Regions from separate parts of the Homo sapiens genome. Here region 2 is linked to region 1. A link is an interaction called in ENCODE POLR2A ChIA-PET data of the cell type or tissue named here. Cell type or tissue: OCI-LY7. All regions are shown on one strand. Each heading gives the region's core, and the rest is flanking DNA. Links, peaks and the distances in the headings are about the cores only.

Region 1 (4,404 bases), core at 73-4,072:
AGGCAGAGAAGAAGAAAAAAGGGAGCCAGAAATGAGAAAAAAAGAGAGTGTGATATAGGGAAGAGAGAATGAAAAAAGAAAGAAGACAGCTGTGACCACGGGAAGCTATGGTAGAATGACTAATGAAATACTTTTAGATTTCTCCATAAATTCCCTATTCTTGCTGGGCATTTAGAATTTTAAAAAGATTATATTCCATTTGAGAACATTCTGTGATACTGAGCAATTATAAGAATTGTCTCAGGCAGAAAAGATATATTGAATAATACATGTTGATTGATAGATGGAGAATATTAGTAGATTGTTATTTCAGCCTTTCTATTGTGATCCACACCCAGGTCCGAACAGCATTTTCAGCCTCCTACTGTGTGCCAAGTCAGTGGCTGGTGTCATGCATACAAAGATGTGCATGATAGCATTTCTAACTTTCGTGAGCTCACAATCTATAGGTATGTCAGTTTCAATGTTCTGTGCTAATGTCTTGATAGGCATTAGGTGTAGGGCATAATGAGAACACTGGGAGGTAACTCACCCAACGTTAACAGATCAGGAAAGGAATCTTAGTGCATGTGACATTTGAGATGAAACCAGAATGGTAATACCCAGGAAAGGCACTGGGAAAAAACTGTTTTCAAGTAGCAAGAACTCAAAGGCTTGGAGTGTCAATGGTCATCGGAGGGAAGTAGTATGGTCCTGCTGCCATGTGAGCAGAGGACTTCCACAGCAAGCCAATGAACCTGGAAAAGCCACAGGAGTGGATCCTGGAGGCTTTTGTCCACACTGCTGAGCTGCTTGTACTTTTTCAGCTGAGATCGGGCACGTTCAGGGTGGTATGGCTGTAAACGATACTTGGACTTTTACAGGTATCAACCAAGTTTCTTAATTTTTCTGTCACTTCCAAGGTGACTGAATTTCATTTGTGGTATCAGAGGGCACAAAGATAGATGTATAGGAATTATTCTAGGCAAACAGGAAGATCTCAATGGATTTAGGATAATGGATGGGGCTTCAGTGTGGAGTTTTAAGGAGGCTGTGGTATGGTCAGGCTTGCATTTCATGAAGTGGTCTGTGGTACTTCCAGCCTGGTGAGTTGATCTAAAGAAGCCTTAGGTCAAACGGAAATATATTACCCCTTAATAGAAAACACAATTTATTTGCATTTGAACAATAACTATTGGATTTGAATATACAATGCATTAAATGATTGTGTTTTGTTTGGCTCATAAAAAGTTTTCGAAAAAGGAATTCTGGTCTTTTCTGCATATCTCTTTTTCCCATTTACAAAACATAAAACTTAAATGCTCTTACTTGATACAAAAACATAAACTGTGGAAAGGACACCCTGTTTCATAAATGGTGCTGGAAAAACTGGATAGCCACGTGTAGAAGAATGAAACTGGATCCATATCTCTCACCTTATACAAAAATCTACTCAAGGTGGATCAAAGATTTAAATCTAAGACCTGAAACCATAAAAATTATAGAAGATAATGTTGGAAAAACTCTTCTGGACATTGGCCTAAGCAAAGAATTCATGACTCAAACCCCAAAAGCAAATGCAGCAAAACAAAAATAAATAGGACCTGATTAAATTAAAAAGCTTCTGCACAGCAAAAGAAATAATCATCAGAGTAAACAATGCACAGAATGGGAGGAAATATTTGCAAATTATGCACCTAACGAAGGACTAGTATCCAGAATCTATAAGAACTCAAACAAATCAGCAAGAAAAAAAAATCCCATCAAAAAGTAGGCAAATGACATAAATAAACATTTCTCAAAAGAAGATATACAAATTGCCGGGAAACATAAATAAATGCTCAACATCACTAAACATCAGGGAAATGTAAATTAAAACCACAATGAGATATTACCTTACTCCTGCAAGAATGGCTATTATTACACTTGATCTTAGCCAAAAGGCTGAGAAGCGATAAGAATGGCCATCATTAAAGTCAGAAAACAATAGATGTTGGCGTGGATGTGGTGAAAAGGTAACAGTTTTACACTGCTGGTGAGAATGTAAATTAGTACAACCTGTATGGATAACAATATGGAGATTCCTTAAAGAACTAAATGTAGATCTACCATCAACCCCACTACTGGCTATCTACCCAAAGGAAAATAAGTAATTAAATGAAAAAACACATGCACACACGTTTATTGCAGCACAATTCACAGCTTCAAAGATATGGAACCAACCTAAGTGACCATCAACCAATGAGTGGATAAAGAAAATGTGGCATGTTGGGCTGGGCGCGGTGGCTCACACCTGTCATCTCAGCACTTTGGGAGGCCAAGGTGGGTGAATCACCTGAGGTCGAGTTCGAGACCAGCCTGGCCAACATGGTGAAACCTTGTCTCTACTAAAAATTCAAAAAAAAAAAAAAAAAAAAAAATTAGCCAGGCATGGTGGCAGGCGCCTGTAATCCCAGCTACTCTGGAGGCTGAGGTAGAAGAATCGCTTGAATCAGGGAGGCGGAGGTTGCACTGAGCCGAGATCGTGCCATTGCATTCCAGCTTGGGCAACAAGAGTGAAACTGTCTCAAAAACAAAACAAAAAAAACAACAAAAAAAGAAAATGTGGCATGTATACACCATGGAATACTACTCAGTCATAAAAAGGGACAAAATAATGTCTTTTGCAGCAACTTGGATAGTGCTGAAGGCCATGATTCTAAGTGAAGTAATTCAGGGATGGAAAACCAAATACCATACGTTCTCACTTAAAAGTGGGAGCTAAGCTATGAGGACATAAGGACATACAGTGATATATTGTCTTTGGAGACTCAGAAGGGGGAAGGTGGGAGGAGGGATGTGGGATAAAAAACTATATATAGGGTACAACGTACACTACCTGGGTGATGGGTACACTAAACTCTCAGACTTCACCACTATATAATTAATCCATGTAACCAAAAACCACTTGTACTCCAAAAGCTATTGAAATAAAACATATTTTTAAAAATTCTCTTATTTGACCTGTGTTGGGATTTCATATTTTAGATTCTTGCCTAAAAATAAAATACACAAACAGAGAATTGCAGCAAAAACACAAACATAAATGACTACAGGAAGAGACCATAAGTTGATTCCAAAAAACATATATCTAAATTAGCCTTACTAATTCATAGTTGTGTCTTACACAGGGAACACAGATTGGCTTGTCTTATAATTTATTTCCACATTTCTTCGATGTCAGTAAAGAATTTTCCTGTTTGGAAAAACATAGCACTGGGCAGAGGGCACCTGGGTTCTGATCAATTGTTGGTCTAGTCATTTGACTTCTTTGTAACTGGTTTTTAAAAGTGGGAGAATAATGCTTTTTTTTGTCTACTAAAGATTGTTAATGAGGCTCAAGTTTGGTAGAGTATGGAGTTCCTCTGACAGCCACTGTAGGGTGACAGCAGCCATAATAAATATATGACAATTTCAAGGTGAAACAGAGTAGAAGAGCCAAGGCTCCTGGTTCAAGTGTCTGTCAACAAACGGGCATTCAGCAATTAAGCTGTTGAGTAAGTGAATGTGTACACATTCACATTTTGACATACACATACATTAAAACACATATTTAAGTGTTAAAATTATTGAGGATCCTAAATTATAAAAATATATTTAGGAAAGTAGTCCTTAATTCCAGCTACTGGTAGGTAAATAGAACTAGTCACACTATCTGTATCCAGTTGTCAATATAGTCAAAAAATGAAAATAAATGGTGGGGAGGGCGAGAGGAGGGAGAGCATCAGGGCAAATAGCTAATGTATGCGGGGCTTAAAACCTAGATGACAGGTTGATGGGTGCCGCAAACCACCATGGCACACGTATACCTATGTAACAAACCTGCATGTTCTGCACATGTATCCCGGAACTTAAAGTAAAATAAAAATAAAAAAAAAAACCTAACATCCTCCCGCCATGTGTGCATAGAAATGTCATTTCTCCTGACTCTCTGATGCCACCTTGTTTACATTTTTTACCTACTTTTACCCTCATTTATTCAAACTCATCATTTGTAATAACCTGGTTTTATTTTTTATTTTTTTTTAATTTTCTTTTTTCTTTTTTCTGAGACAGAGTCTCATTCTGTCGCCCAGGCTGGAGTGCAGTGGCGCGATCTTGGCTCACTGCAACCTCCGCCTCCTGGGTTCACATGACTCTCCTGCCTCAGCCTCCCGAGTAGCTGGGATTACAGGCGCACACCACCACGCCCGGCTAATTTTTTGAGTATTTTTAGTAGAGACGGGGTTTCACTATGTTGGCCAGACTGGTCTCGAACTCCTGACCTCGTGATCCGCCCGCCTCGGCCTCCCAAAGTGCTGAGATTACAGGCGTGAGCCATCGTGCCCGGCCTATAATAACCTGGTTTTAAAGTGGGATTTATCAGAACATAGACCGTGTTCTATG
Region 2 (4,404 bases), core at 97-4,096, 2.0 Mb after region 1:
GAGATGAATTTCACTACCCTTGTTTTCCCCCTCCTTACAAGATTGGAGCAAATTCCCACTTATTTAGCAAGCAAAACATACTTCATAATTTCCAAATAAGAAGTAAAGTTTGCCATGTACACATCTGGAACCTGTGCATCTAGTCTCAGTTTACAACAAATAATACTTGTATTCTATGAATTCACCCAAAAGCTCAGTTTCGAGTTGACTCAATTCATGAGGAAAGTGCAATTAAGGTAGCTGATATTGATGACAGTTTAAGTAAAATATTAACCATTCACCCCTAGTACGATTTCAGGTTCTAGCTTGTTTCAAATTAAATCACAATATCAAATTAGATCACCAGAATTATTTAGTGTAACTCTTTGTAAAGTTGCCTTTACTAATGTAACTTAATCTGCCTTATTTGAATGTCTTTGACATTCTTGAATGTTGATATGAGAAATGGTCCTATGGAATTAAGGTTTCTGCATCTTTTTAGAAGACTCTGTTGCAAAAATTAATAATTCTGCAAGAGCTACCATTCACAGAGTACATCGGATGACCCAGGCACATGCTTTACTGAATTTAATTCTCACTATAGTCTTTTAGGTGTATATTATAATCCTTACTTTACATATGAAGAAACCGAAGCTATGTTAAACAACTTGCTCACACCTAATAAGTGCTTGACACAAGATTGAAACCCAGGTCTGTTAGATCTCTAAGTTTGTGGCCTTAACCAATATTTTATATTGTAATTATGCTATATGTGTAGAATTACTCATATAAAATGGTAAGAAATTGGGAGGAACTACATTGTAGAGCCAGAAGTCTGACTGGGATGGCAAGCTACAATCAGGATGATCTTTGGCACATATGGGCTTGCCTTGAAATTTCTAGATTCCATTTTGTCAGAAGCTGGATAAAGACTGGACTTTGGTCACCCAACCCTGCTGAAGACTCAGATTATTCCTGACTTGGACATTAAAGGGAAACTTAGTTCCATGGGCAAGGGTGTCTAGGACACTCAGGTAACCACATGAACAGGAGCTTACCTTTGACTTCAGGGCCTTCAATGAGTCATAGGTTAGGAAATCCTTATCTAAGCCATGCTAGTTCCCAGTTTTTCTTGGCTTCTGGGAAGCCCTGTTTCAAATGAAATACTCAATTCCAATATTTTCCTGAATGTTATTATGTTCTTCTTTCCCTCTAAGTCAGTAGACTTCAAACTGTGTTCCACATAGTTCTTTGAGTTCCACAGGCCCTCTTTTAGGGTGCCCCATTGCTTGAGGAGAAGATGGAAGGGATGGAGCTGTGGGCAGGCATCCTGCCCCTTAGTCCAAGCAGCTTCAAGGCCACAGGCATGAAAGGACATTAGCTCAGCTCTACCACTGCCTAGTGATTTGATTTCTTTATGCCCCAGTGTCCTCATCTATAAAAAGGTACTAATAGTCCTCTCTTGTAGGTTTCAGTCATGACAAAAGGACTAAATGCATGTATGACACTCAGAACCCTGCCTGACAAAAAGCAAGCACCCAGGAGTTGTTAGTCATTATTATTGCTTGACTATGCTTTTAAATAAAATGTTTTTTATAATGAAGAACACTGAAACTAAAAAAAAAAAGGAAAACCACTTTGTCTATGATCTTTAGACTTATTTATGTTTAAATTGTTTTTTTCTGTTTAATTTTTATTTGTATGTTATTTTCACGTAAATGAGATTTAATTCATTCCCAGTCTGCCATTTTTGATCTACCAAACTACCTCCTCATAAATGGTCATCCCTGACTTCCCAGTGAGAAACTTGGAAATTGCTTTTATTTCTTGGCTGACAGATCTGATAAATGAGTGTTAGAAGGAAAACTTTAGCTAAAGTAAATTTAACGGAATTTAATTGAGCCAAGAACAATTTGTGAATGAAGTAGCCTCCCAAGCTAGAGTAGGCTCAGAGAGACACCAGTGCAGCCACGTGATGTAAGAAGATTTATGAACAGAAAGAGAACAGGGAAGCACAGAAAACGGAAGTGAGGTACAGAAGCAGCTGGATTGGTCACAGCATGGTGCCTGCCTTATTTGAACACGGTTGAAAAGGTTGGCCCTCTCTGACTGGCCAAAACTCAGTGTTTGGCACAAGAGTAGGTTACAGTCTGTTTACAAATCCATTGAGGTTATAGTTCCTTAGGTACAGAGAAGCCTTTAAGTCAAACTTAAAATACATAAGGAGACAGCTGTAGGCCAAACTTGATTTAAGCTTCTTTGCCTCTCACTTTGCTACTGGCTTCACTGCCTCAGGTGCTCTGTGCTTGAGACAACTTAAGGTTGAGACCCTTTAAAATATTTTGCTGTCCTCTTTGCAGATGAGAGTGTATTAGTCTATTCAGGCAGCTATAAGAAAACACAATAAACTGAGTTGCTTATAAACATTAGAAGTTTATTTCTCTCAGTTCTGGAGGAAAGTCCAAGACCAACACACAGGCAGACTGGGTGCCTGGTGAGGGCTCTCCTCCTGGTTCACTCTTCCTGTGGGCCTGTTTTATAATGGAGCTAATCCCATCCATGAGCACTCCACCCTCATGATCTAATGACCTCCCAGAAGCCCCATCTCTTAATATCATCACCCTGGGGATTAGGAATTCAACATGTGAATTTCAGGGGGACACAAACCCTTAGACCATAGCAGAGGATACAAAGAAGTAAAAAAAGATAGATAACAACAAAAGAAAAATAATGGCTATTACTAGTCATTTTAATTTTTTTTTTTACTTTCCTCGCTCCCCCTTCCTACTTTTGAAACATTTTTAAAGTTTTCAATGAGAAAAGAAAAGCCCAAACATTATTAATTTTATTGTATTTTTTCCCCAGTAAAATATATCATGCATACAAACTGGTAGAAATAACGTACGTTCACTGTTTTAATAAGGAGAATGAAATGAGCCTCACTGAGTGTAATCTTGGGTTTGCCCTTCACCTGGCTCCCTCTTCACTGCCTCACTGGCTCTGGGCTTTAGGGAGAGGATGTCTATGGACACCATCTGCAGCCTCCTTTGCCTTTCAACTTCCTGTTAGTTTTGGCCAATGGAGTATTGCATTAAACCTGTTTTTCTACACACTGCCCCTACTTTTGTACACAATCCCTTTCTTAACTTCTCCTCAAATTAACTTGAGGTTTCTGTTTACTTCCTTTAAGGATCCAACCAGCTCCCCCTGAGCTGGGCCGGTGGAGGCTCTCCCTTATCCTCGGGAGAGGTATATACCGGTTTAAACTTTGTGTTAATCATTCCTTTGGTTAAAAAGAACTAATGTCATCATATAAGTATGTCGAAATGCATATTGTTTAGTTTTGTGTTTTTTGACTTATGTAAATGGATTGATTCAAAGTCTCCCTCACTTATGTTCCATTTTTTTCCCTTTGCTAATTTGGAAATTATACATTCTGGCCGGGCGCAGTGGCTCACGCCTGTAATCCTAGCATTTTGGGAGGCCAAGGCGGGTGGATCACGAAGTCAGGAGATCGAGACCATCCTGGCCAGCACGGTGAAACCCCGTCTGTACTAAAAATACAAAAAATTAGCCGGGCATTGTGGCAGGCACCTGTAGTCCCAGCTACTTGGGAGGCTGAGGCAGGAGAATGGTGTGAACCTGGGAGGCAAAGCCTGCAGTGAGCCAAGATCACGCCACTGCGCTCCAGGCTGGGCGACAGAGTGAGACTCTGTCTCAAAAAAAAAAAAAAAAAAAAAAAAAAAAGAAGGAAATTATACATTCTATGTCTAGGTATTTAATAGTTATTTTAGAAACTTTAATGTTTACATTTAATTTAATAAGTCTCAACTTAAACTTTTCCTTCCCTTTAAACATTAAGGTCTTAGAATGCTTCAACCCTGATTACCTCTCACCCAACTGCAATGCAATTTTTTTCAGTATTTCGGCTCTGCCTAATTTTTAAACTTGCAAAAAGTGGTCACTGTTGATATTATTGTTTCATGCCATCAGTGATTCCTTAGATGGAGCCAGGTGTTATGGTTTTCTTCACTCACCATTCCATTTTGCATCTGAGATATTTCTTTGGGATCATTTCCCTTTTTCTTCAGAGGTTCTTTAGTGAAGTCTGTTGCTAGCAAAATCTGTCTTCGTCTGCAAATGTGTTTTATTCTTGTTCTTGAAAGACAGTTGTACTGAGTTTTTCTTAGTATTTTGAAGACAATATATCACAATCTTTTGACTTCCACTCTTGCTTTTGAGAAGGCAGCTGTTAATCGTTGATTCTTTGAGGTGAATATCTTCTCCTTTTAACTACTTTTGGATTTTCTCTTTTCTGTGCGTCTCTTTGGTTTGTTTTAATGTATTATCTAGAGATATAGGTCTGTTTTTTTTTTTTTAATCTTGTTAAGTTTCCTTGGACTCAGTGAATCTGAGAATAATCTT

Evidence for each region. Peaks named below come from ENCODE experiments on the same cell type or tissue, not always from the same donor. Only the 100,000 strongest peaks of a DNase experiment are listed, where the experiment ranks them.
Region 2: POLR2A ChIA-PET joins it to region 1 with 5 read pairs; 1 of 35 experiments calls an interaction of 5 or more read pairs at or near these places.

Annotation. Positions count from the first base shown.
Region 1 is chr6:135,275,020-135,279,423 of GRCh38, forward strand. No RefSeq gene overlaps it. Among named protein-coding and RNA genes, the nearest start is that of MIR548A2, 38 kb to the left of the region's middle. In OCI-LY7, for the core only: CTCF peaks have their summits at 3,378 and 3,584; no DNase peak of the experiment used is centred there; H3K27ac peaks cover 763 bases.
Region 2 is chr6:137,246,921-137,251,324 of GRCh38, forward strand. No RefSeq gene overlaps it. Among named protein-coding and RNA genes, the nearest start is that of IFNGR1, 30 kb to the left of the region's middle. In OCI-LY7, for the core only: no CTCF peak of the experiment used is centred there; a DNase peak (open chromatin) is centred at 2,011.